2 separate regions of the Homo sapiens genome follow, and region 1 is linked to region 2. Evidence: read pairs that join two places in POLR2A ChIA-PET (ENCODE). Cell type or tissue: PC-9. All regions are shown on one strand. Each heading gives the region's core, and the rest is flanking DNA. Links, peaks and the distances in the headings are about the cores only.

Region 1 (15,498 bases), core at 7,289-11,288, 110 kb before region 2:
ACCCCCTCTGTGTGTCTGGCAATGCGCAGGTGCACCTGAGGGTGTCATCGGATCTGAGGGCCACAAACAGCATCAAAGGAGGGAGCCCCGTTGCCCCCGGTGGAGAAAAGCCACAGAGCATGACTTTGTTCACTCCATGTGCCCCCCGGCACTTCCCTGGGTTGGTGACTGTCTTCAGAACGGCAGCCTGCAGGCCTGCCTGGGGTCCCGTGGCAGGAGTGTGACCTGGCACACTCCAGGGGCCACCACCAACCTGGATGGTGGTCAAAGAAGGCTGCCCGGAGGAGGAGGTGGAGCTTCAGCTGTTTTTTTCTGTCCAGGTTTGTGTGTGTGTGTGTGTGTGTGTGTGTGTGTGTGTGTGTGTGTGTGTGTTTGAGTCAGAGTTTTGCTCTTGTTGCCCAGGCTGGAGTGCAGTGGCGCAATCTCGGCTCACTGCAACTTCCACCTCCTGGGTTCAAGTGATTCTCCTGTCTCAGCCTCCTGACTAGCTAGGATTACAGGCCCATGCCACCACGCTGGCTAATTTTTGTATTTTTAGTAGAGATGGGGTTTCATCATATTGGTCAAGCTTGTCTCGAACTTCTGACCTCAGGCGATCTGCCTGCCTCGGCCTCCCAGAGTGCTGGGATTACAGGTGTGAGCCACCGTGCCGGGCCTATGCATGTATTTTTAACTACCTTCTATGCGTGGTTTTTGTATAAGGAAATGAAAGTATTTCTTTGAAAACATGAGAAAGGAATATTTTAATACCAGGCAAAGAGGAGAGTTCCTGTAGTTTTGTTTGGACTGGGAAAGAGTTCACTCCTGTGCTGAGGGGCCCCTTTTCCATGGCTACTGGGGCAATGGTGCCTGGACTCCTGGGTCCTGCCCCCTGAGGCTTGTGAACTGTGGGGCCTCTGCTGTTTTGGAAAGAGGCGGAGAGGCAGTCCAGGAGGATCGAGCCGCTGGCGGGAAGGCACGGGGTGGGGGTGGCCGCTGTGGACATTCAGGACCCGCAGTGGTTCAGTGCGGCTGGAAGGCAGAGAGCAGCTGTTGTGGGGGGTAGCAGGTGGGCTTCTGTGCTAAATAGAGAGTTTGGTCTTGGTCTCAAAGGCTACTGAGGCGACTCAAGGACTTCCAGCTGGCGGGAGGCAGGGCTGGCAGGTGGAGAGGGGAGGCCGTGGGGACAGTTTGGCAGTAATCAATCTAGGTGAGAAGTGTTAGCATCCCATCCGGGCAGGGCAGGGAGATGGAAAGGAGGAGTGGGTACCTGAAGCCACAAAGCCCAAGGCCTCAAGTCGGATGGGGCTGTGGGGAGGAGGGGCAGCAGGACAGAGTCTGGCTCAGGGGCTGGGCAGCAGGTGGAGATAAACGACCATTTTTTTTTTGAGCCGGGGTCTCGGTCTGTCGCCCAGGCTGGAGTGCAGTGGCACAATCATAGCTCACTGCAGCCTCAACCACCTGGGCTCAAGTGACCCTCCTGTCTCAGCCTCCCGAGTACCCAGGCCACAGGCACACGCCACGACCCCTGGCTAATTAAAACAATTTTTTTTTTTATAGAGACAAGGTCTTCCTATATTGCCCAGGCTGGTCTCAAACTCCTGGGCTCAAGCGATCCTCCCGCCTTGGCCTCCCAAAGCTCTGGGATTACAGGCGTGAACCACCATGCCTGGCTGATAAGTGACTTTCCTGTACCTTGTGTGGAGGGTACTGAGGTCCACACTGTGTGTGTGGCGGTCTCTTGACCTGTGTAGGAGGCGTTTTGAAAAAAACCAACCAACCCAAGTTTGGCGAGCCTGTTCAGGAACAGACCGCGACTGCAGCCACCTCTGAGACTTCTCCATCTCATCGCCCACCTCAATGTGAGAGCCCACATGAAGGTCAGCGTCAGCGACTTCACACTCCACTGGCACTGCTTGAGCACCCACAGCGCGCCCAGCACAGAGTGACAGAAGCTCCCTTGGGACAGCCCTCATGGGCGCCACTGCAGTGATGCTGGGGCTGTCACCTGGCAGGAGAAAGTTCAGGGCTCTTTCTGGAATGCCATATGGCCCCTTTTCCAGAATCTACCTTTTCCACTGTACTTGTTTTCCAGAGACTGGCCTCCTGGTGCTGCTCCTGTCTTTGGGATTTCTCCAAAAGCAGCTACTAAACCTCCAGCACCCCCAAGCTCTTTCCCTTTTTGGGAGGTGACTGTCTGGGTCTGAATGGTTCTCCTAACTAGAGGGGCCGTTCTGCCTTGACCTGAGCAGTGGGGTAAGTTCAGCAGGAGGGAGTGGGAAGAGGGGCAGGACGGGACAATGGAGATTTGACTCAAGCCCCCCCACACCAATGCCCCTCCGCAGCACATTTATATTTTTATTAATTCCATTTTTTCCCCCAAGATGGAGTTTTGCTCTGTCACCCAGGCTGGAGTGCAGTGGTGCGATCTTGGCTCATTGCAACCTCCGCCTCCTGGGTTCAAGCAATTCCCCTGCCTCAGCCTCCTGAGTAGCTGGAATTACAGGCACCCGCCACCACACCCAGCTATTTTTTGTATTTTTAGTAGAGACGGGTTTTCACCATGTTGGCCAGGCTGGTCTCGAACTCCTGACCTCGTGATCCACCCACCTCAGCCTCCCAAAGTGCTGGGATTACAGGTGTGAGCCAATGTGCCTGGCTTTCATTTTTATTTTTAACAATATTTTCTGGCCAGGCGCCGTGGCTCGCACTTGTAATCCCAGCACTTTGGGAGCCCGAGGTGGGCGGATCACTTGAGGTCACGAATTCGAGACCAGCCAGGCCAACAAGGTGAAACCCCCATCTCTACCAAAAAACACACACACACAAATTAGCTGGGTGTGGTGGCGCATGCCTGTAGTTCCAGCTACGCGGGAGGCTGAGGTGGGAGAATTGCTTGAACCCAGGAGGTGGAGATTACAGTGAGCTGACATCGCATCACTGCACTCCAGCCTGGGCCACAGAGTGAGACCTTGTTTCAAAACAAAACAAAAAACAAAAAAAATTTTGTTATTTAAAAAAATATATAGAGGTGAGGTCTCACTCTGTGGCCCAGGCTGGTCTCAAACTCCCGGGCTCAAGCAATCCTCCCGTCTTCGCCGCCCAAAGTGCTGGGATTGCAGGCGTTAGCCACTGTGCCCAGCCTCAGCTGCACTTTCAGTTTGAATGGTTGGGAATTAAAGAATATCACATATATAAGATGAAACACTTTTTGGTTTATTACAATATTTATATTATATATATTATATATTGTTATTTATCTGCTGACATTTGACATTTCTGTCTCTTTCTAGAGTGTTTGCCTCCTGGACACACACACACACACACACACACACACACACACACACACACTGGCTTAGCGGTCGCCGTGGGTGAAGTCCCTCTGCTGAGCATTACTGCGACCTTATCACGACTGCGGTGGTCACAGCAGTCAGAGTGCTTAAGGGAAGCTTCTTCACCTGCCAGGAGAGAGCAGGTGCCAGGAAAGCAGCTCCACCTCTTCTCCGCACCAGCCCGGTTCCCGAGCCCATAAAAGAAGGGGCCTCTAGCACTGATTTTCCCCGGAGGCTCAGGGCCCCCTAGGGCTCCCCTCTGCAGACAAGAGGGGCTGGCTGCCAACATTTCCGGGCTCCTGCCACTGTGCCTGGAGGACTGCCCGTGACCGTGCCCGCCGCCTTTCCTACTCTCGGAGGGCAAGGGTGGTCTTTGTGTCAGCCCTTTCCTGGGGACTGTGCCCTTTCCTGGGGACTGTGTCTAGCATTTGGGTGGCAGAGAGAGGCCAAGTGCCCTTCTCAGCAGCGCCCTGGCACCCAGGCTCAGGCCATAGGCAGGGGGCCGAGGAGGGTGATGAAGTTCCCTGGGGCCACCAGGCTTGCCCAGAAAGCAAGGAGTGGGTTATGTCACCACCTATTGCCGGATCTGCTCAGCAAAGGTCAGCCTACCCTGAGCCCGAATCCTCTCTTCAAGAGAAGGACCCAGGTTCGGGGAGGAGAGGACTCGAGGGCCCAGTGGGAAAAGCCTGCGGCTCCAGGCTGCAACCGGGGTCTCCCTCAGCGTGCCTCTGTCCCCCGGGGCAAGTCCTTCCTGCCCAGGGTCTCATGACCTTCCCTCTGAAATGACCGTGGAGATTCCACCGCGGGGAGAGGTGGGGCGCCACAAAGCAGGCCCCCAGGGCGGACCCAGCCCACTATGCCCCGGGTGAGGCCAGAAAGGCAGCCCCCGGTGCCGGGATCTGACAAGTAGGGGGTCTCTGGGAAGCCTCTGGGCCCCTCTGAGCCAGCCTCCTCCGTCCTTGCAAAGTGCAGAGACTTCAGTGGTCTCCAGTGTTGCTGGGGGAATGAAGGGAAGCCCCGGCAGAGGCGCTGTCACTCCTGCACCATACCATCCCACAGGCCACCGGGAGGCTGGCTGGCTTCAGGACATCCACGGTGGACACGTTTTGCAAGAACACTCTCAAAGATATACACGAAGCACGTGGGCACGGCTGCCTGTGGGAGAGTGTACAGGACTAGAATAATGAGGGTGTCGTGGACGGATGCGGTGCTGTGCATGACTGTGGGGCGTCATCAACTCCATGCTCTGCATCTGAGCTTAAAAAGGGGGCACTCAACCCCGAAATCCACCTCAGGGGAAAGGTTGAGAACTGTGATGCCCTGGACAAGGTCAATGCCACCTGGGGACCTGCGTGGGGGCCTCTTCGGCAGCTGGTCTATGGACCTCCAGCGTGGAATTTGGTTTCATGTGCTTCAGGGACCACGCGTCTCCTTGGCAGACACAGGGCACACCACCATCCCACTGACCTCCTGCGCGATGGGTTAGGGGCACCCAGCTTGCCTTCCTCCTTGGTGCTCCCTGCACGTGCCTCCAGCACAAGGCTCGGGCGAGCTGCGGCAGAAGGACCCCACGGCACTCCTGCGCTCCCCAGCTCCAACCCCACAGTCCACGAGGCAGGCAAGTCACATTCCTTCTCATTTCTAAAGTGCACTAACAATACATGGATGCATCTCAAATTGTATAGAAGCACCCAGGAGAAAACACGGGACCCCTTTCCCCTCTCGGTGCTGTGCTCGCCATAATGACAGTACGTTTGAGCCTGTGTCCTCTGGTGCTGTGTACACACACGAGTCTCCATGTTTTTTTTTTTTTTTTGAGACAGGGTCTTGCTCTGTCACCCAGGCTGGAGTGCAGTGGTGCAGTCACAGCTCACACAGCCTCCAACTCTTGGGCTCAAGTGATCCTCCCACCTCAACCCCCCGAGTAGTGGGACAACAGGCACGCACCACCATGCCTGGCTTATTTTCTAAAATATTTTCTGTATAGACAGGGTGTCTTTATATTGCCCAGGCTGGTCTCAAACTCCTGGCCTCAAGGGATCCTCCTGCATCAGCCTCTTTTTTTTTTTTTTTTGAGACAGAGTCTCACTCTGTTGCCCAGGCTGGAGTGCAGTGGCGCAATCTCAGCTCACTGCAGCCTCCATTTCCCAGGCTCAAGCGATTCTCCTGCCTCAGCCTCCTGAGTAGCTGGGATTACAGATGCCAGCCACCATGCCTGGCTAACTTTTTGTATTTTTAGTAGAGATAAGTTTTCGCCATGTTGGCCAGGCTGGTCTCGAACTCCTGACCTGGTGATCCGCCCACCTCAGCCTCCCAAAGTGCTGGATTACAGCCTCTTATTATTTTTAAAATGCAACATACTAACTTTATTTAACAAAGGTAACAGAGTAACAGGTAAAGCACTTATCATGAGAGAAGAACTGACTGGAAGAAATGTTTGGAACACCATGCAGCTTCATCTCGCCAGGCACTGGGGCTGTCAAAAGCTCAGTGCAGCGCAGGGCTAGGGGGTCTGTACCTTCCTCAAGTGCTCACTGAATACCCCCCTTACATACACGTGTGTTAAATTTGAAAAAGATGTAATGGGGGCCAGGCACGGTGGCTCACACCTGTATACAATCCCAGCACTTTGGGAGGCCAAGGTGGGTGGATCACCTGAGGTCAGGAGTTTGAGACCAACCTGGCCAATGTGGCAAAACCCCGTCTCTACAAAAAATACAAAAATTAGCTGGGCGTGGTGGCGCACACCTGTAATCCCAGCTAGTTGAGAGGCCGAGATGGGAGAATTGCTTGAACCTGGGAGGTGGAGGTTGTAGTGAGCTGAGATTGTGCCACTGCACTCCAGCCTGGGCGACAGAGCGAGACTCTGTCTCACAAGAAAAAAAAAAAAAAAAAAAAGCCATAGAGTCCTCCCCAGGCCGCTGTGCTGGGGTCTCTTTCACCAGTCCCTCTGAAGGCCTCACAGCGGCCTCCAATTTTATGACCTCATCAGCAATGGTGCAATGAATGAACATCCTCTTAGTCCACAAGTGTGCATGTCTTTGAAGGCAGAGTCCTACGAGCAGAAGTGCTGCGTGCAGTGTTTTCTTCCATTTTTAATATTCTTAAGTCAGAAGAGCGACTTCCTGAAACACCCATCTCTTCACGGCACTTCTGTGCTGAAGTCCTTCCAAAAACCCTCTTCCAAGGAAAAGCCTAGAAAGGAGGCTGGACAGGGGGCAGGCAGTGATCAGTCAGCTCCCACCACTGCAGGCTGCAGGGGGCATGCCTATGCTGTGGGGCAGGAGGCTGGGCTGGGGACAGGGAGCCAGGCCACAAGAAATGAGGCAGAGGAGGTCCAGGAAGGTAACCACAGCACCATTTAGAGATGACGGGGCCGAACTTTAGAAAGACCATTCCGGGGGCCGGGTGTGGTGACTCATGCTGATAATCCCAGCACACTTTGGGAGGCCAAGGTGGGAGGATCGCTTGAGTACAGGAGTTCAAGACCAGCCTGGGCAACATGGTGAAACCACATCTCTACTAAAAATATTTTAAAAAATTAGTTGGGCACAGTGGTGTGCACCTGTATTCCAGCTACTCAGGAGGCTGAGGCAGGAGAATCACTTGGACCCGGGAGGTGGAGGTTGCAGTGAGCTGAGATTGCAGCACTGCACTCCAGCCTGGGCAACAGAATGAGACTCCATCAAAAACAAACAAAACTTTTTTTTTTTTGGTCCTTATTTACAATTGTGATGTTTTTTATGTTTTTCCTTTCCTTTTTTTTTATTATATTTTAAGTTCTAGGGTACATGTGCACTACGTGCAGGTTTGTTACACATGTATACATGTGCCATGTTGGTGTGCTGCATGCATTAACTCATCATTTACACTATATCTCCTAATGCTTTCCCTCCCCCCTCCCCCCACCCCACAACAGGCCCCAGTGTGTGGTATTCCCCTCCCTGTGTCCAAGTGTTCTCATTGTTCAATTCCCACCTATGAGTGAGAACATGCAGTGTTTGGTTTTTTGTTCTTGCAATAGTTTGCTGAGAATGATGGTTTCCAGCTTCATCTATGTCCTTACAAAGGACATGAACTCATCCTTTTTTATGGTTGCATAGTATTCCATGATGTATATGTGCCACATTTTCTTAATCCAGTCTATCACTGATGGACATTTGGGTTAGTTCCAAGTCTTTGCTATTGTGAATAGTGCTGTAATAAACATACATGTGCATGTGCCTTTATAGCAGCATGATTTATATTCCTTTGGGTATATACCCAGTAATGGGATGGCTGGGTCAAATGTTATTTCTAGTTTTCGATCCTTGAGGAATTGCCACACTGTCTTCCACAATGGTTGAACTAGTTTACAGTCCCACCAGCAGTGTAAAAGTGTTCCTATTTCTCCACATCCTCTCCAGCACCTGTTGTTTCCTGACTTTTTAATGATCGCCATTCTAACTGGTGTGAGAGGGTATCTCATTGTGGTTTTGATTTGCATTTCTCTGATGGCCAGTGATGATGAGCATTTTTTCGTGTGTCTGTTGGCTGCATAAATGTCTTCTTCTGAGAAGTGTCTGTTCATGTCCTTCGCCCACTTTTTGATGGGGTTGACAAACTTTTAAAAAGACTGTTCTGGCTGTATGGGCATGTTAGAGAAGGCTGAAAAGAGACAGCTGGGCAGGTGACAGTGCTGGTGGCTGATGCAGGGCTCAGCAGCAGGCAGAGTGTGGTGTGGGGTCTGGGCCTTCCTGAATCAGGAGGGACTAAGGGACGTCTCATGCCAGATGAAGCCAGACCGTGGTCATGAGGTCTGGAGGTGTAGATGTGGCAAACATCGCCAAGTTCCTGGTGACCTCTGAGAAAGCCACTCTTCTAGAGCCACCACTCCAGCAACGCGGGTTGAAGGGAGCACTGGGGGAGGGCAGGCACTTCCAGGGGAGGCCTCTTGATGATACCCTGGTCCCCTGGTGGCATCACCCGCCCTCCTCCTCCACAAAGAGAGGCAGTGCAGCCTGCTCCCCCAGGACTTGGTTTCTGCTCTCTAAGCCGATTCTGTCAGAAGGTGAGGCCCTGGTAGGTGGGGGCACAGGCCGGGGGCCTCCTAGGCCAGGCAGCACGCCCAGCCCTCGAGAAGGACCCATGGCCTGGATGGGTCCCTTTCCCAGCCCTTCGCCGCTGGGTTATATCTGAAATGCTCTGAAGTGTTTTTGGGGTGGCGGGAGGCAGGCAGTGAAGAGAGTACAAGCAATGGGCAGCCTTCCCAAAAGAGGAGCCAGGAAATCCCGGAGCTGGAAGCTTGGAAATTCAAGGAAGACAGTGTCTTGGGGAGGAGGAAGTTTCAGAGTAGTAAAGTCAGGTCCGATCGGGACAAAGAAATGCCTGCTGGATCCCATGGCCCGAGCAGATCAGCAGCGAGATGGGACGGCAGCGGGGCAAGGAGTCACTGGCTGAGAGTGGAGAAGCCAGTGTAGACGGCACCCTTGAGGAAGGAGGGTGACCAAGGTCAGGGAGGCTAATGAGAGGGGACACGGGGTCGAGAAAGGCTTCGGGGCAGTGTGGGCACTGTGGGGGAGACCTGGAGGCACAGCTGTGGGTACTCATGGAGGCTGAGAGGTGGGGCAGAACAGGGGAGGGGAGCCTCCTGCCTCAGCCCCATGAGGGAGCGTGGGACCCTGGGAAAGGCTCAGAGACGCCTGTGTGGGGCAGAAAGCCCGGGGTGTCGGGGTACGGGAGGGTGAGGTGGCCTCAGGGCTGTGTGGGGCAGGGAGCCCAGGGTGTTGGGGTGCAGGAGGGTGAGGTGGCATCAGGCCTGTGTGGGGCAGGGAGCCCGGGGTGTTGGGGTGCAGGAGGGTGAGATGGCCTCAGGCCTGTGTGGGGCAGGGAGCCCGGGGTGTCGGGGTGCAGGAGGGTGAGGTGGTCTCAGGGCTGTGTGGGGCAGGGGGCCCGGGGTGTCGGGGTACAGGAGGGTGAGGTGGCCTCAGGGTCGTGTGGGGCAGGGAGCCCGGGGTGTCGGGGCGCAGGAGGGTGAGGTGGCCTCAGGGCTGTGTGGGACAAGGATCCCGGGGTGTCGGGGTATGGGAGGGTGAAGTAGCTTCAACTTTCCATTAAGCTGCTGGCATCAGCTCCCCACACTGGGAGCGGGCTTAGGGAACCCCAAGCCTGGTGTGCAGCGTTTCGTTATCAGGTGAATCAGAACCGCTGGCTCCAGAGCTTGAGCCCCAGCCCCACTGGCAAATGGCCTCCCCCTGCCCACCTGGGGACTCTGGAAGCTTAGCTGAGTCCACGCAATTCACTTATACTGGATCTTGCAAGGACAAGGAAGTGTTTTATTTATTTACAACAAAAACATTTGTAACATAATTCTGTCTTCAAAACAGAGAACCCTACAAAATACACAAAGCAATCTCTATTGGTGTTGACTCAGGGACATTCGCAGCCGGAAGCAGGGCTGGGACTGGGAGGGAAGCCAAGGACTAATTCCGTCTAAAAAAACAAGAAACTGCCTTAAAAAAAGTAGCAGTGTTCTACTTGTCAGTAGCTGCGCTTTCCCCTCCCTTCTGTTACGAACACGGAAAACAGAAAACAGCACCTGTGAAAACACGTTTCAGCCGCGTCCATGAGAGATGCGGCCACAGGACATTCCAGCCCCTGCTCCTGGAAGGTGGCTGCCACGGCTGCGCTGGGAGCTCCCTTCCACTCCCCCAATGATGGAGAACCACAGCTCTCTCCCCTCGTTGGTAGGTGAAGAACCTGGGAATCAAACAGCCATTAAAAACATCTCAGGACTCAGCAGCTGCCACACGACGTCACAGTCACATGTGCTGAGGGCTAGCAGCTGAGGTCAGGGAAGGGCATGGCCGGTGACCACACAGGAGCCAAGAGACAGATGCCATCACCGTGTGGCCCTACTAGATGGGCTCTGGGAAACTTTTTTTTTTTTTTTTGAGACAGAGCCTTACTCTGTCACCCAGCTGGAGTGCAGTAGCACAGGCTCTGCTCACTGCAACCTCTGCCTCCCGGGTTCAAGTGATTCTCCTGCTTCAGCCTCCTGAGTAGCTGGGATTACAGGCACGCACCACCACGCCTGGATACTTTTTTTTGCATTTTTAGTAGAGACAGGATTTCGTCATGTTGGCCAGGCTGGTCTCGAATTCCTGACCTCAAGTGATCTGCCTGCCTCGGCCTCTCAAAGTGCTGGGATTACAGGCGTGAGCTACCCTTTCCCTTCTCTTTCCTCCCTACCCCAATACAACCAAAGGAGCCAGCACCTGAGAGAGGGAAGAGGAGGTGGGGTGTCAGGAACAGACCCCTTTCCAGTCAGACTTCCAGAACCACAGGCAACGGGACAGAAGTAAGTAAAGACTGAGGTGGTGCCAGGCGCATTGGCTCACACCTGTAATCAAAGCAGTTTGGGAGGCTGAGGCGGGCGGATCACTTGACATCAGTAGTTCGAGACCAGCCTAGCCAACATGATTAAACCCCATCTCTACTAAAAATACAAAAATTAGCCAGGCGTGGTGGCTGGTGCCTGTAATCCCAGCTACTTGGGAGACTAAGGCAAGGAGAATTGCTTATACCCGGGAGGCAGAGGTTGCAGTGAGCCAAGATCGCCTGAGTGACAGAGTGAGACTCCGTCTCAAAAAAAAAAAAAAAAAAAAAAACCAAACCAAACAAAAACAAACAAACATTTCCATAACATGATAAGAAAAAAATACAGCTCAGCCAAAGTCAGCATGGTGTTTAACGGTGGAGCGAGCAGCAGCTCCATTACGGTCATGAGGCACACCCATCGCTACTGTTCTAGAAGCATGCACCGCACCATCAGGCTCTGAATAAGACATGAGAGGAGGGCCAGGCACAGTGGCTCATGCCTGTAATCCCAGCACTTTGGGAGGCCAAGCTGGGGGGGATCACCTGAGGTCAGGAGTTCAAAATCAGCCTGGCCAACATGGTGAAACCTCGTTTCTACTAAAAATACAAAAATTAGCTGGGCGTGGTGGCAGGCACCTGTAATCCCAGCTACTCGGGAGGCTGAGGCAGGAGAATCGCTTGAACCCAGGAGGCAGAGGTTGCAGTGAGCCGAGATCACGCCACTGTACTCCAGCCTGGGTGACAAGAGTGAAACTCTGTCTTGTGAGGGGAAACAAAAAAGATACAAGAGGAGAAGACAAAATGACCATTACCGGCATATGGTATCACATACCTGATGCATGCAGTGAAACTGCTGATAGAACTCACAGAATTAATGACAGAGTTATCAAAAATAACTTAAAAACATCAGAAAGGTGTTTGGTTATAGAGAAACAATTAGGCAATTTACAGAAAGGCCACCTCAGTCTGGAAACATGTGAACAGAGACCTGGTCAGGGAACTGCTAATGCTAGTAATGAGATCCTATTTGAGATACACCAACCTGGCAAATATTAAAAAGTCTAGCAATCCAAATGATGGCAAAGCGACGGAATGGAATCTCTCAGACACTACCAAGAACAAACTGGTACAGCCACTGGAGAGGTCAGTTTAGCATGACCTAGTTCAGGCAAAGACACACCCATCACAACCAGTGATAGGACTTTGACTGTCACAGGAAAGTCAGGCGTGAGGATAGCTCCATGACCATGTTTCTGTGTGTCTATCTAATCTCTACCTACCTACCTGCCTACTAATCACTGTGAAAACCATTTCCATATCCTGACAGGATGGAATGCTATCCAGCCACTTCTTAAAAACGACGTAGTTCTCTTTGTGTTAACTTAGAAAACACTCAAAATGCAATAAAAATATATTCTAGTACAAAATGTATAATTCTTTTTGTGGACAAGTTACATATACACTCACTTTTTTTTTTTTTTTTTTTTTTTTTTTGAGACAGAGTCTTGCTCTGTCGCCCAGGCTGGAGTGCAGTGGCACGATCTCTGCTGTCTGCAAGCTCCGCCTCCCGGGTTCAAGCCACTTCCTTGCCTCAGCCTCCCGAGAAGCTGGGACCACAGGCGCCCGCTACCACACTCAGCTAATTTTTTGTATTTTTAGTAGAGACGGAGTTTCACTGTGTTAGCCAGGATGGTCTCGATCTCCTGACCTCGTGATCTGCCTGCTTCGGCCTCCCAAAGTACTGGGATTACAGGTGTGAGCCATCGCACCCGGCTGGCATGTGGCATTTTTATAATTCAAAATTAAGTACTACCAAAAAATTGGAGAGTGGGTACAGGAACAGCAGAAAGATGTTCACTGTCAAGCCTGGGTAATGATACATGGGTAGTGATCATGTTATCATTTTTTTTTTTTTACCTTTGGAGACGTTTGAAAATGTCCATAATGACAAGTTTAATAATAATCAAGTGAAAAAAGAAAGTTTTGATCTAGGGTGTGTCCCATGAAATGACTTTAGGAATAAGCCCTAAAATCAATATTCTCCAGGCATGAATGCAGATGGGGGGAGATCAACTTCAAGCTCCCTACAGACGAAGGGATCCCACGAGGTTCAGGTAGTTGAATTTTCAAATCGGAGCCAATAAAAAGTAACACTTTAGCATAAACGAGAATGCGCCAACATAGGAAAGCTCAGCTCACATTTCATTTTGAAAACCCAATACATGTATCGCACAGAGGTGCAAAGTCAGAAAAAAGCTGTATCCGTGGCTCAAGGAGAAATAAGTCCGGAGATCGACAAAGACAATGGCAGTCAGGCTGAGGCAGCGAACACAGACAAAGGTCCACAGCCGACTCCAGCTGAATCCATTCCTACGAACCAGGCTGCTTCCACGGCGGGTGGGCCCCAGGCCTCGGAAAAGGCACAGGGACTGTGAACTAGAAACCCAAGCAGCAATGCCAGTGGTGTCCACCATAATCGCACAACATAATAAGCAGTAATCAAAGAAGGGTGTGAAATGTAACAGAGAAGACAGAGGAGTGATGTAATCGCGGAGCCACGGGCTGGAGGCTGTAGAGCCCAGGATGTTTCTGTCGGAAATCGGAGGACAAAGAGCTGAGGATCAAGGCTCAGCAGGTGCCGTTCCCACGGTGGCGGTGGGTGTCGTGTGCCAGCCCTGCCTCGCAGCCCCAGCCTCAAGCACTTCCCTGTACCCTGCAACGGGGAACTAGAGTAAACTCAGCCATGAACATCATCTGGTGAGAAGACCCTGGAACCCTGCATGGGTCACTCAGCCCTTCAAAAACACTGATCAAAGTTATGGCTGCCTCTTCAAAATCCCAGCAGATGAACCAAGGCTGTACATAGTAAACGTGGAGAATGAAAGACCTTCCTGAAACCATTCAACTGGTTCCCCTTCCCAAAATGCATTACTCAGCCAATCTTAAGAACCTAATCTGGATATCTCCAAAAATATCAACTGAGGGGGAAAATTTTTTGAGGAGTCCTCACCCCTTGGGACTCTGCTGTGACACTCTGGCCAGCCCGCAAGGCGGCAGTCCTCCGGCCTGCTGGGTCCTCCACCTGCCCCTTCCACTCCTGCCAGGCGGCTTCTCAGAGCCAACCCTCATTGCAGGGACTCCCTGACCTGCTTCTCCCCACCCAACCTGTGGCCCTGGCTCTCTGGCGGCCACTCCATGCTGACTGCTGCACTTCCTGCAGCCACCCTCGTGCTCCACCAGCCCAGCTCTCTGCTCCTCCCTTGGCCACGTCCCTCTGCAGGGAGTGCGATTACTTCCCCACTGTCACAACTGGCCACCTAGTCCCATGAGAATGCGCATGGAGCTGAGTGGTCTGGAGCCCACCCTTTCCAGGCTGACATGGAATGAGAGCGCCTGCAGGTACCTCCCGGTTTTGGGGGTGGGCCAGGCCTCACAGCATGGCTCTGCTGCACTTCCTCCAACAACTGCAGCTCACCACCACCAGCTGCCACTGTGCTGTGATACATGGTCAAAGAAGGGTCAAAGTGCCATCCAAACTGCCACGCTTGTTTAAAAACAAGGTTTAGGGAGGCCAAGGCAGGAGGATCACTTTAGGCCAGGAGTCTGAGACCAGCCTGGCCTACATGGTAAAACCTCGTCTCTACTAAAAATAACAAAAATAAGCCGGGCGTGGTGGCGCACGCCTGTAATCCCAGCTACTGGGGAGGCTGAGGCAGAAGAATTGCTTGAACCTGGGAAGCAGAGGTTGCAGTGAGCTGAGGTCGTGCCACTGTGCTCCAGGCTGGGCAATAGAGCGAGACTTTGCCTCAAAAAAAAAAAAAAGAAGAAAAAAAGAAATACTGTGATAATTACCAAAATGTAAATCAGAGAAATAAATTCAGCACATGCTGTTGGAAAAATGGCACCAACGGACTTGCTTGATGTGGGGTTGTAGCAAACCTAGCATTTGTTAACAATGTAAACAGTACAGCAACCCTCAAGTGCAGTAAACAAACAGCAGAAAGATGAGGTGAGCTGTGTCCATCAGGCCCCAGCCACCAGAAGGGAGCACGAGAAAGGAAATGTTCTGAAAGACGGCTGTCAGGATGATCTCATCTGGGACGGAAAGGATTAAGCCGAGAATGCTGAGGATGCAGAGTGCTGAGTTATCTCTGCATTGGCAAGATGTGTAGTCCCTCACAGATGCTGATCTGTAACAGAGTATGAGAGATGGGAAAATGCCCCCCAAGATATCCTTGTTCCAATTCCCGGAACCCACGAATACATTACCATACATGGCAGAAGGGATTCTGTGGTTAAATGAAGGATCTTGAGCTGGGCGATTATCTTGGTCAGCCCAATGTAATCAGATCCTCGTAAAAGGGAGGCAGGAGGGTCAGAAAAAGGAGGAGACAAAATGACAGAAGCAGAGGGGAGAGAGGGGCTGAATGAGAGATTCACAGAGAGGGTGAGAGAGAGGGAGAGACAGAAAGGGAGAGAGGGAGAAATATTGGAAGATATCATGCCGCTGTCTTTGAAGAAGAGGAAGGGGCCACTAGCCAAGAAATGCAGGCAGCCTCTCTAGGCCATTTCTTGGAGAAGCAAAAGGAAGTTAGTGCAGATTTGCTCGCATTCATGGCCATGATATTCAGCTCACCAAAAAAATGAAGCTGTATGACCTCAGGATGCCAAACATCCTGGAGATGCCCCTCTGTCTGCCTCTTGCTGCCTTTTCTGTTTGGACTGATGCTGACAATGACTGCTGTGGGTGCCCTCACAGTGACGGCAGACCACATCCTTCTCACCTTGTGAATGTCTGAGTGACCTCTGAGCTAGAGAGAACTTTTGC
Region 2 (15,498 bases), core at 6,747-10,746:
GTATAGGAGCATTAATGTGTTGGAATATGAGGAGAATACTTAATAATGAATGTCATTTTAGACATTTTTTTTTCAAGATTCCACTCCGCTGGTCCCTTCAGAAGAACCAAATGAGGACCCTGAAGCCGAGGTGAAAATCGAAGGTTAGTTGCCCAAAGCCCCATTGCCAAGTATGGTTTTCATTCTTTCTAACAGGATTAATTGCAGGGAGGATGGCAGAGCTCAGTGGCTCAAGCCTGTAATCCCAGCACCTTGGGAGGCCAAGGCAGGTGTATTGCTTGAGCCCAGGAGTTTGAGACCAGCCTGGGAAACATGGCGAAACCCTGTCTCTACTAAAAATACAAAATTAGCCAGGCGTGGTGGTGCATGTCTGTATTTCCAGCTACTTGGGAGGCTGAGACAGGAGGATCGCTTGAACCTGAGAGGCGGAGGTTGCAGTGAGCTGAGATCTCACCACTGTACTCCAGCCTGGGTGACAGAGCGAGATTCCATCTAAAAAAAAAAAAAATTGTGGGGAAGAGATTGAAATCTCTGATGTAGTATAATGTGTATATATAATAGAGCAGCCATTCCCATTAGGGCCCAGTGCTTTGAGGTGTTGTAGACAACATAATTAGCTGTGCAAAAAAAAATTAGAAAGAAAAGAAAAATAATAACTAGGCATGATGGTGCATGCTTGTATTCCCAGCACTTTGTGAGGCCAAGGCAAGAAGATCATTTGAACCCTGGAGTTCTAGATCAGACTGGGCAACATAGTGAGACTATCTCTGCAAAAAGTAAACATTAAGAAAAAGTTAGGCAAGGCACAGTGGTTCACGCCTGTAATCCCAGCATTTTGGGAGGCTGAGGTGGGCAGATCACTTGATCCCAGGTGTTTGAGACCAAATTGGGCATAGTGAAACCCTGTCTCTACTAAAAATACAAAAAGTTAGCAGGGCATGGTGGCACACACCTGTAGTCCCAGCTATTTGGGAGACTGAGGTGGGCCAATCACCTGAGCCCAGGGAAGTCGAGGCTGCAGTGAGCCATAATTGTGCCACAATACTCCAGCCTGGGTGATGGGAGTGAGATCCTGCCTCGAAACAAACTAACAAAAATATCAGCCATGGATGGTGGCATGCATCTGTAGTCTCAGCTACTTGGGAGGCTGAGGTGGGAGGATCGCTTGAGCCCAGGATTTTGAGGCTGCAGTGAGCTGTGATTATGCCCCTGCATTCCAGCATGGTCAACAGAGCAAGACTCCATCTCTAAAAATAAAAATTAAAAAAAAATTTTTTTTTAAGTCTTGCACGTTAGCACTGACCCACAACTGGGCCTCAACTGTGCTGTGTTCACGTGAGGAAAGAATGAAGGGTTGAGGGTACATAAGGGGGGAGAATGGAAAGAAAAGGACGATTCACTCAGACATAGCCCCTTTGCTACTGGAGTGGACAGATAAATATCAAAGGTAACTCCGCAGGCCTGCAGCCGGTGAACTCAGTTGAAGTGCAAGTATCTAAAGGAAGTGAAGTTGAAAGTGTGATTTAAGGCTGGCGTGGTGGGTGGCTCACACCTGTAATCCCAGCACTTTGGGAGACCCAGGTGGGTGAATCCCTTGAGGCCAGGAGTTCAAGACCAGCCTGGCCAACATGGCGAAACTCTGTCTCTACTAAAAATACAAAAATTAGAGCCGGGCGTGGTGGCTCAAGCCTGTAATCCCAGCACTTTGGGAGGCCCAGGTAGGTGAATCACTTGAGGTCAGGAGTTCTCAACCAGCATGACCAACATGGTGAAACTCCGTCTCTACTAAAAAAAAAATACAATTATTAACTGGGCATGGTGGTGGGTGTCTGTAATCCCAGCTACTCAGGAGGCTGAGGCACGAGAATCACTTGAACCTGGGAGGCAAAGGTTGCAGTGAGCCGAGATCACACCACTGCACTCCAGCCTGGGTGATAGACTCAGTCTCAAAAAAAAAAAAAAAAAATTAGCCAAGCATGATGGTGCATGTCTGTGGTCCCAGCTACTCAAAAGGCTGAGGTGGGAGGATCACTTGACCATGGGAGGTCGAGGATGCAGTGAGCTAGGATCACACCACTGCACTCCAGCCTGAATGACAGAGTAAGAACCTGTCTCAAAAAAAAAAAAAGAAAAAAAAAATTCAGTCTGGGCTTCTGATCAAAGCAGCACTTAGACATATTTAAAGGAGAATTGGTCTTATTCTTGGTAAATTCTAAACTTCAACTTCTGTTTTAAGGAAACACAAATTCATCCAGTGTTACAAATTCTGCAGCAGGTGTTGAAGATCTTAACATCGTTCAAGTGACTGTTCCAGGTATGGACTAATGTTACATTTTTCCTTTTGTCTTAATTATTTTTTGACATAGGGTGGTCTCTTGGACCTGTCATTTTTCACTTAGTTCACCCTGATAGCTAAGAAATGACATTTTGGGAATATAAAATATTCTGCAAGTTGCTACACAACGAGCATCTTGCTCACATCAGACATTATTAATCGGATATTTTGCTTCTCCTGGACAAGCCCGGGCATTACCTGGAAAATGCATCTCAGAGCAGGCAGCATGGAGCACCAGCTATGGTTGAATTGGAATTGGCCACAGAGGTGAAATGTTTTGTTGCTCATCATTAACAATCTTCTGGCCGGGCACGGTGGCTTACGCCTGTAATCCCAGCACTTTGGGAGGCTAAGACGGGCAGATCACGAGGTCAGGAGATCGAGACCATCCTGGATAACACGGTGAAACCCTGTCTCTACTAAAAATACAAAAAAAATTAGCCGGGTGTGGTGGCGAGCACCTGTAGTCCCAGCTACTCGGGAGGCTGAGGCTGAAGAATGGCGTGAACCTGGGAGGCGGAGCTTGCAGTGAACGGAGATCACTCCACTGCACTCCAGCCTGGGCGACAGAGCGAGACTCTGTCTCAAAAAAATAAATAATAATAATAATAATAATCTTCTTTTCTGAATATTTGTATGTAAAATATATCTGGAAAGATACAAGAGAATCTAATTACATAGTTCCTCCAGGGAAGGAAACTGACCGCTGAGATAGGGATAGGAGAGAGACGTTTGAGATGTTTCTGTATATTACTCCTCTTGAATGTTGAGCCATGTGATTGCTTTAGTTATTCAAAAGTAAATAAAGTTTTAAAGTGTTGAAAAATATCTAAAAAATAAAAACAAAAAAAAAGGACCAGGCATGGTGGCATGTGCCTGTAATCTCAGCACTTTGGGAAGCTGAGGCAGGAGGATCACTTGAGCCCAGGAGTTTGAGACCAGCCTGCACAGCACAGTGAGACTCTGTCTCTAAAAAACAAAAAGAAAAGAAAAACAGACCGGGTGCGGTGGCTCACACCTGTAATCCCAGCACTTTGGGAGGCTGAGGCAGGTGGATCACCTGAGGTCAGGAGTTCGAGACCAGCCTGGCCAACATGGTGAAACCCCATCTTTACTAAAAATACAAAAATCAGCTGGGTGTGGTGGTGGGTGCCTGTAATCCCAGCTACTTGGGAGGCTGAGGCAGGAGAATTGCTTGAACCCAGGAGGGGTGCAGTGAATTGCTTGAACCCAGGAGTTTGCAGTGAGCCAAGATTGTACCATTGTACTCCAGCCTGGGTGACAAGAGCAAAACTCAGCCTCAAAACAAAACAAAACAAAACAAACAAAAAAAAAAAGAGAGGAAAAAAAGGAAAGAAAATAAAAATATACCTTACCTTCTAATCCTAGTACCTCTTATTCCTTTTACTTGTCATATTTCATTGGCTGAGATTTCTATTTTAAGGCCGAAAAGTGGTGGTGAAAGTAAACATCCTTGTCTTTTTTTTTTTTTTTTTTTGAGACGGAGTCTTGCTCTGTCACCCAGGCTGGAGTGCAGTGGTGCGATCTCGGCTCACTGCAAGCTCCGTCTCCTGGGTTCACACCATTCTCCTGCCTCAGCCTCCCGAGTAGCTGGGACTACAGGCGCCTGCCACCATGCCCAGCTAAATTTTTGTATTTTTAGTGGAAACGGGGTTTCACCATGTTAGCCAGGATGGTCTCCATCTCCTGACCTCGTGATCCACCTGCCTCGGCCTCCCAAAGTGCTGGGATTACAGGCGTGAGCCACCGCGCCTGGCCCTAAACATCCTTGTCTTGTATGATATTGAAAATATTCCTTAAAAGTAGTATGTAGTATGTTTATATAGGGTTATAATTTGGAAAATTCTCTATTGTCTGTAATGGCTTCCATTTCCAAATTTCCAAGATGCTTAATTATTGCTAAAAGTAGACTGAATAACAATCCAGGTAAAGCACTTTCTCGGGTGCTAACAGGCATTTCTCCCAACAGCTTTCTTGGGAGAAAATACATTAATAACCTTGGTTTGTTTATTTGTTTAATTATTTTTAGATAATGAGAAGGAAAGATTATCAAGCATTGAAAAGATTAAACAGCTAAGAGAACAAGTTAATGACCTCTTTAGCCGAAAATTTGGTAAGTTTTTATATCTTTTTATATCCAGAATTCATATACCTAAAATACTTCTTTTTAAAAGAATACTTGGCCAGGTGCATTGGCTCATACCTGTAATCCTAGCACTTTAGGAGGCTAAGGCTAGAGAATCACTTGAGCCCAGGCGTTTGAGACCAGCCTGGGCAGCAAAGTGACACCCCAGGTCTACAAAAGGAAAAAAAACAAAACTTTATCTTATAAGAATTTGATCTTGGCTGGGCGCAGTGGTTCACACTTTTAATCCCAGCACTTTGGGAGGCCAAGGTGGGTGGATCACTTGAGGCCAGGAGTTCAAGTCCAGCCTGGCCAACATGGCAAAATCCCATCTCTACTAAAAATACAAAAAATTAGCCGGGTGTGGTGGCGCACACCTGTAATCCCAGCTACTCAGGAGGCTGAGGCACGAGAATTGGTTGTAACTGGGAGGCAGAGGTTGCAGTGAGCTTAGATCGCGCTATTGCACTCCAGCCTGGGCGACAGAGCAAGACCCTGTCTCAAAAAAAAAAAAAAAAAAAAGAAATTGATCTTTTTGTGAAAGAGCTATGATAAAAATTAGTCAATATGTCTTTTTACAGAAGAGCTTTTGCATGGTATCATTGACTAATTACAATAATAATAATAATAGCTATCTTTGTTTTACTGAGTGCTTACCTTGTGTATTATTTTTTGTGCTCAACATGTGTTTGATCATTTAATCCTTACATAAAACCTTTCAGGTAGGCGCCATGATAACCCTGTGTAATGGATGGAGAAACTGAGTTTGCCTACTACCCATGCTAATTCCAAACTTTTAAAATTATATTCACACATCATAGTAGCACTGGAAAATAAAATGACTGATCATAAGTATTGTCATTTGATGCTTCTAAATCCTGACATTAAAGATAAATCCTGGTTTAGGAAATGTAAGGAACAAACTCAGCTAGTTTTATTTGTGTTGTTGTTTTTTTAATTTGTTGTTTTGTTTTGTGTTGTTTTGTTTTGAGGCAGGGTCTCGCTCTGTCTCTCAGGCTGGAGTGCAGTGGGGCGATCTCGGCTCACTGCAACTTCTGCCTCCTGGGTCCCTCCCATGTGGCTGGGATTACAGGCATGCGCCACCACGCCCAGCTAATTTTTGTATTTTTAGTAGAGACAGGGTTTCACCATGTTAGCCAGGCTGGTCTCGAACTCCTGGCCTCAAGTGATTCACCCGCCTCAGTCTCCCAGAGGGCTGGGATTACAGGTGTGAGCCACCGTGCCCAGCCAAACTCAGCTGGTTTTATGCTGCTCATCCCGTCACAGGTGAAGCAATTGGCGTGGATTTCCCTGTGAAAGTTCCCTACAGGAAGATCACATTCAACCCTGGCTGTGTGGTGATTGATGGCATGCCCCCGGGGGTGGTATTCAAGGACCCCGGCTATCTGGAAATCAGTTCCATGAGGAGGATCTTGGAGGCAGCTGAGTTTATCAAATTCACAGTCATCAGGTAAGTGAGTCAAGAGAAGGAATCTGGAGACTCTGACTTGCCCGAGGTGGGCATGTGGCTGCCCAGGAATGTCTGTCCCATGACTTGGGCTGGGGGTTTGTTCCCGCAGCTGACCGCTGGGCCATGCTGCCTCTCACACTGACTTCATCATCTTCTGCTTCCTTGAGATGTGTCCATGTCCCTGTTCCTCGGTGATCATGGGCAGCCCGTCCCAGTTTTAGCTCACCCAGCACCTAGCGTAGAGTTAACACTCTGCAAAAATTTGTCCAATAAAACTAAGTGGGGCCAGGCACGGTGGCTCACGCCTGTAATCCCAGCACTTTGGGAGGCTGAGGCGGGCCAGATCGCCTGAGGTCAGGAGTATGAGGCAAGCCTGGCCAACATGGTGAAACCCCGTTGCTACTGAAAATACAAACATTAGTCGGGTGTGGTGGCGTGCGCCTCTAATACCAGCTACTCAGGAGGCTGAGGCGTGAGAATCACTTGACCTGGGAGGTGGAGGTTGCAGTGACCTGAGATGGCACCACTGCACTCCAGCCTGGGCAGCAGAATGAGCCTCCATCTCAAAACATAAATAAATAGGCTGGGCATGGTGGCTCAGGCCTGTAATCCCAGCATTTTAGGAGGCTGAGGCAGGTGGATCATTTGAGGTCAGGAGTTTGAGACCAGCCTGGCCAACATGGTGAAACTCCATCTCTACTAAAAATAAACATTAGCTGGGTGTAGTGGTACGTGCCTGTAATCCCAGCTACTCAGGAGAATCACTTGAACCTGGAATGCGGAGGTTGCAGTGAGCCCAGATGACACCACTGCACTCCAGCCTGGGTGATGGAGTGAGACTCCGTCTCAAAAAAAACAAAAACAAAAGGCTCAACGCAGTGGCTCATGCCTGTAATCCCAGCACTTTGGGAGGCCAAGGTAGGTAGATCTCCTGATGTCAGGAGTTCAAGAGTAGCCTGGCCAACATGGTGAAACTAAAAATACAAAAAATTAGCTGGGCGTGGTGGCGGGCACCTGTAATCCCAGCTACTCAGGCGGCTGAGGCAGGAGAATGGCTTGAACCCAGGAGGCGGAGGTTGCGCTAAGCCGAGATCGCGCCACTGCACTCCAGCCTGGGTGACGCAGCGAGACTCTTGTCTCAAAAAAAACAAAAACAAAACAAACAAATAAATAAATATTCTTCTGTAAAAAAATAAATAAGTAAAAATTAAAAAAAAATAAAACTAAGTGGGCAAAAGAGGAAACGTGAGCTTGTCGCATTTATCAATGTGTCTTTCTCTTCAGGCCGCTTCCAGGGCTTGAGCTCAGTAATGGTGAGTATTCTACAGGTGAGAAGAACGTTCCGGCAATGTTGGGCCATGGGAAGTGTCTTGGTGGGCGCTCACCACGGGGTTTTTGCTTCCGTGAGCCTGGGACCCAAGTATGCAGCCTTCGATGCATGCTTTATTTTTCCTGCATGTGATAAAGTTAGATAACTCTGTTACTTGAGTTTGATTAACCAGTCTGAAGGAGAGTGATCTATATCACACCATGAGTGTGACGTGTGATGTGGCGCACTCTTTTTTTTTTTTTTTGGAGACAGAGTCTCGCTCTGTCACCCAGGCTAGAGTGCAGCACAATCTCGGCTCACCACACAACCTCCGCCTCCCAGGTTCAAGTGATTCTCCTGCCTCAGCCTCCCGAGTAGCTGGGACTATAGGCGTGTGCCACCACGCCTGGCTAATTTTTGTATTTTTAGTAGAGATGGGGTTTTGCCATGTTGGCCAGGCTGGTCTCGAACTTCTGACCTCAAGGGATCCGCCCGCCTCCACCTTTCAAAGTGCTGGGATTACGGGCATGAGCCACCACGCATGGCTGATGTGGCACACTATTCAAGTGTGCTTTGTGGTGGGGGCTCCCCTGAGGCCACCCGCACAGCTGCACTCAGGATCACAGTACCGATCTCCTCTGTGTTGGTAAATAGTGCCTGCCTGGCCATGCAGTCCCACCCTAGTACCCTCCGACCGTGGCTTGACCTCCCTACAGTGCTGAAGCAAAAGGAGTTCCACCTGGCACAGCAGAGGCCCCTAGAACCCTTCCAGTGCTGAGACTAGCATCTGTTCTTTTTTTTTTTTGAGACAGAGTCTCGCTCTCTCACCCAGGCTGGAGTGCAGTGGCAAGATCTCGGCTCACTGCAACCTCCGCCTCCCGGGTTCAAGCGATTCTCTGCCTCAGCCTTCCGATTAGCTGGGATTACAGGTGCGTGCCGCCACATCCAGCTACTTTTTGTATTTTTTAGTAGAGACAGGGTTTAGCCATGTTGGCCAGGCTGGTCTCAAACTCGTGACCTCAAGTGATCCACCCTCCTTGGTCTCCCAAACTGCTGGGATTACAGATGTAAGCCACTGCACCTGGCTCAGCATCTGTTCTGATTGAGCAATGCCCAGGCACTCTGCTTCTGAAATATTCTCTTTTTTTTCCCCTTCAACTTTTATTTTAAGTTCTAGGGTCCATGTTCAGGATGTGCAGGTTTGTTACATAGGTAAATGTGTGCCATGGTGATTTGCTGCACCTATCAACCCATCACCTAGGTGTTAAGCCCAGCATGCATTAGCTATTCTTCCTGATGCTCTCCCTCCCCCTACCCGCCCCCACCCTGTTAAATATTCTTAATGTCTTCCCCGGAGCCCTTGCAAGTGAGTCAGTATCCTGTCAAGTAGAATACGGAGAGGTGTTCTCACGAGCATGAGTCACCAGGGAACCTCCTAATGTAACATTTGAAAACCAAAGTAGGCTGGGCGCGGTGACTCACACCTGTAATCCCAGCACTTTGGGAGGCCGAGGCGGGCGGATCATGAGGTCAGGAGATGGAGACCCTTCTGTACAACGTGGTGAAACTCCGTCTCTACTAGAAATACAAAAATTAGCCGGGCATGGTGGCGCGTGCCTATAATCCCAGCTACTCGGGAGGCTGAGGCAGGAAAATCACTTGAACCAGGGAGTCGGGGGTTGCAGTGAGCCGAGATCGTGCCACTGCACTCCAGTTTGGTGACAGAGCAAGACTCTGTCTCAAAAAAAAAAAAAAAAAGAAAAGAAAAGAAAACCAAAGTATCCTATTAAAATGCTCCATTTTTATTCCCAAACGCATCTGATTGCTAAATGATTTTTTGATCTTTTATAATATCTTTATTTATTTATTGTATTATTATTGGGGTTTTTTAGAGACAAGGTCTCACTCTGTCACCCAGGCTGGAGTGCAGTGGCATGATCATAGCTCACTGCAGCCTGGAACTCCTGCCCTCAGGTGATTCTCCCACCTTCACCTCCCGAGTAGCTGGGACAGCACTGCCATGCCCAGATAATTTTTTTTTTTTTTTTGTAGAGACAGGGTCTCACTATGTTTCCCAGGCTGGCCTTGAGCTTCTGGCTTCAAGCGATCCTCCTGCCTCAGCCTCCCAAAGTGCTGGGACTATAGGCATGAGCCGCTGTACATGGCCTACATTTTCTTAAGGTGCACTTTTATGTGTGTGTACTCTGGAAATACCTTGATTACCTGCAGCGTGGCCAGGTTCTTTAAATCTAAAACACTAGCCCCTGTACACTCGAACACACTTATATGAATGAGTTTTGTGTGGATCTGTGGCCGTCACCCTTGTCATTTGAGACTCACAGTAGGTAAAAATCATATGCCTTTCTGTGCTCATTCCCATCTCTGTTATTACAAAGTTTTCTTGGGAATCAAATGAGAAAATATATTAAAATGCTCACACGTATAATCCCAGGACTTTTGGAGGCCAAGGCAAGAGGATTGCTTGAGGCCAGGAGTTTGAGACCAGCCTGGGCAACATAGCAAGACCCCATCTCTACAAAAAATTTAAAAATTAGCTGGACACAGTGGCTCACACCTGTAGCCCCAGCTACTTGGCAGGCTAAAGCAGGAGGATCACTTAAACCCAGGAGTTTGAGACAGCAGAGAACCATAATTGCAATACTACACTCCAGCCTGGGTGACAGAACAAGACCCTGTCTCTAAAAAGAAAATGCAAACATATTATCAAATAATTCCTGTTTAAACTGGACATAACAAGCACAGCTACATGCTGAACCTCATCAAAGGTGTCTTTTGTTTGGCTCATGTACTTTTGAAAATAAGGATGAGGCCTGGCACAGTGGCTCCTATAATCCCAGCACTTTGGGAGGCCAAGGCGGGTGGATCGCTTGAGCCTGGGGTTTCAGACCAGCCTAGGCAACAAGGTAAGACTCCAGCTCTACAAAAAAAGAAAAAAAAAAAAAGAAAAAGAAAAAAAGAAAAGAAAGAAAGAAAGAAAAGATAGCTCAGTGTGGTGCATGCCTGTAGTCCCAGCAACTGGGAGCTGAAGTGGGAGGATCACCTGAGCCCAGGGAGTTCCAGGCTGCAGTGAGCCATTATCACCACAAACCAGGCACTCTTTCATAAAAGTCAATCTTCAGGTTTTCTTTAGAAAACCTGAAGATCTGGCTGGGTGCAGTGGCTCATGCCTGTAATCCCAGCACTTTGGGAGGCTGAGGTGGGCGGATCACCTGAGGTCAGGAGTTCGAGACCAGCCTGGACAACATGGTGAAATCTCATCTCTACTAAAAATACAAAAATTAGCTGGGCGTGGTGGCAGGCACCTGTCATAACAGCTACTCAGGAGGCTGAGGCAGAAGAATCGCTTGAACCCAGGAGGCAGAAGTTGCAGTGAGCCGAGATTGCGCCACTGCACTGCAGCCTGGGTGACAGAGCAAAACTCCGTCTCAACAACAACGACAACAAAAATTCAGTCTTCAGGTTTTCTTTAGAAAACTTGAAGATCTGGCCACAGCTGGCGTCCTGGCAGCGGTTTGCTGGAGTTGATGGTCAGCCGTCCCTCTGCAGGGTGGGTCACCCTCCTGTTAACCACGCCCTGCCCCGCCCCGCTTCCTCCCTCTCGTGCGTCATCAAGCATTTGCTGTTGTTTTCCTCATAGTAGTGATAAGAGAAAAGTGAAATATCTTTGTCTCCCTGTCTCTGTCAAAAGTGGGAAAATGCAAGATAGACCAGGAGGGCCGTGTGTTTCAAGAAAAGTGGGAGAGAGCATTTTTCTTCGTGGAAGTACAGAATATTCCAACATGTCTCATATGCAAACAAAGCATGTCTGTGTCCAAAGAATATAACCTAAGACGCCACTATCAAACCAATCACAGCAAGCATTATGACCAGTATACGGAAAGAATGCGTGACGAGAAGCTTCACGAGCTGAAAAAAGGGCTCAGGAAGTATCTCTTAGGCTCGTCAGACACCGAGTGTCCCGAGCAAAAACAAGTGTTTGCAAACCCAAGTCCAACCCAGAAATCCCCCGTGCAGCCTGTAGAGGACCTAGCTGGGAACTTATGGGAGAAGTTACGTGAAAAAATCAGGTCTTTTGTGGCATATTCTATCGCAATCGATGAGATCACCGATATAAATAATACCACCCAGTTGGCCATATTCATCCGTGGTGTCGATGAGAATTTCGATGTGTCCGAAGAACTTCTGGATACGGTGCCCACGACGGGTACAAAATCTGGAAACGAGATCTTTTCGCGTGTTGAGAAGAGCCTGAAAAAGTTCTGTATCGACTGGTCGAAATTAGTAAGCGTGGCCTCCACTGGCACCCCAGCGATGGTGGATGCCAATAACGGGCTTGTTACAAAACTGAAGTCCAGGGTGGCGACGTTCTGCAAGGGTGCGGAACTGAAGTCCATCTGTTGTATAATTCATCCGAAATCACTCTGTGCTCAGAAGTTGAAGATGGACCACGTCATGGACGTGGTAGTGAAGTCCGTGAACTGGATATGCTCCCGGGGACTGAACCACAGCGAGTTCACAACCTTGCTCTATGAGCTGGACAGCCAGTATGGTAGCCTCCTGTACTACACGGAGATTAAGTGGCTCAGTCGCGGGCTCGTGCTAAAGAGATTTTTCGAATCCTTGGAAGAAATCGACTCCTTCATGTCATCCAGAGGGAAACCCCTGCCTCAACTGAGCTCCATAGATTGGATCCGAGACCTGGCCTTCTTGGTTGACATGACGATGCATCTGAACACTTTGAACATCTCTCTCCAAGGACACTCCCAAATCGTCACGCAGATGTATGACCTGATCCGGGTGTTCCTAGCAAAACTGTGCCTCTGGGAGACTCACTTGACGAGGAATAATCTGGCCCACTTTCCCACCCTGAAATTGGTTTCCAGAAATGAAAGCGATGGCCTGAACTACATTCCCAAAATCGCGGAACTCAAGACCGAATTCCAGAAAAGGCTGTCTGATTTCAAACTCTACGAAAGCGAACTGACTCTGTTCAGCTCCCCGTTCTCCACGAAGATCGACAGTGTGCACGAGGAGCTCCAGATGGAGGTTATCGACCTGCAATGCAACGCGGTCCTGAAGACGAAATACGACAAGGTGGGAATACCAGAATTCTACAAGTACCTCTGGGGTAGCTACCCGAAATACAAGCACCATTGCGCAAAGATTCTTTCCATGTTCGGGAGCACCTACATCTGCGAACAGCTGTTCTCCATTATGAAACTGAGCAAAACAAAATACTGCTCCCAGTTAAAGGATTCCCAGTGGGATTCTGTACTCCACATCGCAACGCGATGGAGAGAAAACTCCTGGCAGGGCCCTATGGTGGGAAAGGCTGGAGTCTTCTAGTCCCAAGGGATTGGGAGATGACAAAATGAATTTTTTTTTCTTTTTTGAGATGGAGTCTTGCTCTGTCGCCCAGGTTGGAGTGCAGTGGCGTGATCTCGGCTTACTGCAACTTCCAGCTCCTGGGTTCGAACGATTCTCCTGCCTCAGCCTCCCGAGCAGCTGGGACTACAGGCGTGCGCCACCATGCCCGGCTAATTTTTGTATTAGTAGAGATGAGGTTTCACCATGTTGGCCAGGCTGGTCTCCAACTCCTGACCTCAGGTGATCCACCTGCCTCGACCTCACAAAGTGCTGGGATTACAGGCATGAACCACTGTGCCCAGCTGACGAAATGAGTTCTTAAACTTTTTTTTTTTCAGTTTTTTTTCCACTTTGAATCAGAAATATAATCTGCAGTATCATACTTGTTTATATTACATTGTATGCCTCACTATTCATTAAAAATCAAGAAAGTTTTATTGTATTATTGGTAGTTGACTTTTCTTATGCCTGGCTTGTTTCATTCATTCACATTACCTGCCTGCCACCCTGATAGGCACTGTAGTTGGCATCTTGAAGTTTAAATCAATCAACAGAGAAATAGGGAGAGAGACGTGTATATTTGCTTTTTGGTTTTGGGGGTTCTTTTTTTGAGACGGAGTCTCACTCTGTTACCCAGGCTGGAGTACAATGGGGCGATCTGGGCTCACTGCAGCCTCTGCCTCCCGGGTTCAAGTGATTCCCCTGCCTCAGCCTCCCGAGTAGCCGGGGTTACAGGTGCCCACCACCACGCCCGGCTCATTTTTGTATTTTTAGTAAAGATAGGGTTTCACCATGTTGGCCAGGCTGGTCACAAACTCCTGACCTCAAGTGATCTGCCGGCCTTGGCCTCCCAAAGTGCTGGAATTACAGGCGTGAGCCACTGCGCCCAGCCTGAGACATGTATATTTGTGGAGGAGTATATATGAACACACATTTATCCCCCGTTCCCGTCCGCGTGGTATCCCACATGGTCTAATACGTTTCCAAGTTTCAGGAGAAATAGTTGAAAACATACTGACATACAATAATCCTATTTTATCTGTCTCTGCCTTCACCTGGAACCAGAAAGGTCAGGTTTAAAATGGAAAAACCCAGAGCCAGAAAGGTCAGGTTTAAAATGGAAAGCCCCAGAGCAAATAACGTAGACTTTGTCTATAAAAGTTAGACAAAGTAAGTTAAGGTTTAGAGGGTTTTTTTTGTTTGTTTTTTACTATGAATAGTTACCGAAAAGTTGTGGCCAAGCATGTGGCTCACACCTGTAATCCCAGCACTTTGGGAGGCCAAGGTGGGTGGATCACTTGAGGTCAGGAGTTCGAGACCAGCCTGGGTAACATGGTGAAACCCTGTCTCTACTAAAAACACAAAAATTTGCCGGGTATGGTGGCACGTGCCTGTAATCCCAGCTACTCAGGAGGCTGAGGCAGGAGAATCACTTGAACCCAGGAGACAGAGGTTGCAGTGAGCCGAGATTGTGCCATTGCACTCCAGCCTGGGTGACAGAGTGAGACTTTGTCTCAAAAAAAAAAAAAAGAAAAGTTGCAAAAATAAAAATAGTATGGAAAATACTCACATGCCCTTTAGCCAGACTCTCAATTGTTAACATTTCACCCTTGTTTCATTATTGGATCACTTTGTCTCCCTACCCCCTTCCCTCCTTCTCCCTCTCACTCATATGTGTGTATGTGTATCTATAATCAGTACCTATGGTAAGTGTGTATAAGCAAATGTCTATGAGTATCTATGATATGTGTATAAATGGATGTGCATTTTTTTCCTGGACCGTTCAAGGGAAAGTTACGTATATCATTTACCCCTAAATACTTCAGTGAGTATTTTCAGAGAACAGGGATATTCTCTTACACAATAACCTTTCCTTTACCAACTTCAGTAAATTGAACGTTGTTGCAATTATTTTATCCAGTTTACTGTTCATACTCTAGTTTTCCCTGTTGACCCAATAATATCTTTCCCTTTTTTATTTTTGGAAACAAGGAAATGGGCTCGCTCTGTCACCCAGGCTGGAGTGCAGTGGTGCGACCTTGGCTTACTGCAACCTCTGCTTCCTGGGTTTAAGTGATCCTCCCACCTCAGCCTTCCAAGTAGCTGGGACTACAGGTGCATGCTACCATGCCCAGCTAATTTTTGTGGAGTTTTTTTTTTTTTTTTTTGTAGAGACAGGGTCTCCCTTTGTTGCCCAGGCTGGTCTCAAACTTCCAGGCTCAAGCGATCTACTCGCCTCAGCTTCCCAAAGTGATATCTTTCCCTTTATAGCATTTTTCTCCTGGCAGGTTGTCATTTGAAGGTGTGTGTGTGTGTAATCTCTATTAGTCACTGGAATTAGTGACACAAAATTGTGAATACTTTCCAGATTGGGGGAATTCACGCGACCAGCGTGGAGGAAGGCTGTGGATCTCCACCTAATGACCCACTCAGGAAGCAATGGAGAAAAGGACTTTGATAAAAATGACAGGGGGTGCAGGAGGGAGAGAGCAACCCCCAGGCCAGGAGCCCAGTTGGAGCCCAGGTGCCTATCCTTAGACACAGGGAAATGACCCCACTCCAGGCAGTTCCTGTCGTTGACTTCAGGTACAGCTGGCTCTGGCAAGCTCAGCGCTCTTTTGGAGAAGGAATCCCAGATAGGCTGGTTTATAACGGGAGTTGGAGGGGAGTCCAGGTCTTGGTGGAAGTGAGCACTCGTTCACACCACATATCAGAGGTGTGGCCGAGCAGCAGGACCAGAGCAGCCCCCTTTCATAGACGGGAAGCTGAAGCTCAGAGTGGCTAAGTGGCTCGCTCCAGGTCACGCAGCCATTATAGGAGTTGTCAGGATTCAAACCAGGGTCCATGTG

Evidence for each region. ChIA-PET counts read pairs that join two places held together with the same protein. Peaks named below come from ENCODE experiments on the same cell type or tissue, not always from the same donor. Only the 100,000 strongest peaks of a DNase experiment are listed, where the experiment ranks them.
Region 1: POLR2A ChIA-PET joins it to region 2 with 8 read pairs; 1 of 35 experiments calls an interaction of 5 or more read pairs at or near these places.

What each region holds. Positions count from the first base shown.
Region 1 is chr7:73,352,732-73,368,229 of GRCh38, reverse strand. FKBP6 (FKBP prolyl isomerase family member 6 (inactive)) reads right to left here. Exons shown (of 9, transcript NM_003602.5): 9 at 9,605-10,049. Among named protein-coding and RNA genes, the nearest start is that of FKBP6, 32 kb to the right of the region's middle. RefSeq lists an enhancer at 1,680-1,789. In PC-9, for the core only: no CTCF peak of the experiment used is centred there; no DNase peak of the experiment used is centred there; H3K4me3 peaks cover 432 bases.
Region 2 is chr7:73,240,344-73,255,841 of GRCh38, reverse strand. It overlaps the pseudogene GTF2IRD2P1. Among named protein-coding and RNA genes, the nearest start is that of NSUN5, 61 kb to the left of the region's middle. RefSeq lists an enhancer at 7,290-8,278. In PC-9, for the core only: no CTCF peak of the experiment used is centred there; a DNase peak (open chromatin) is centred at 8,520.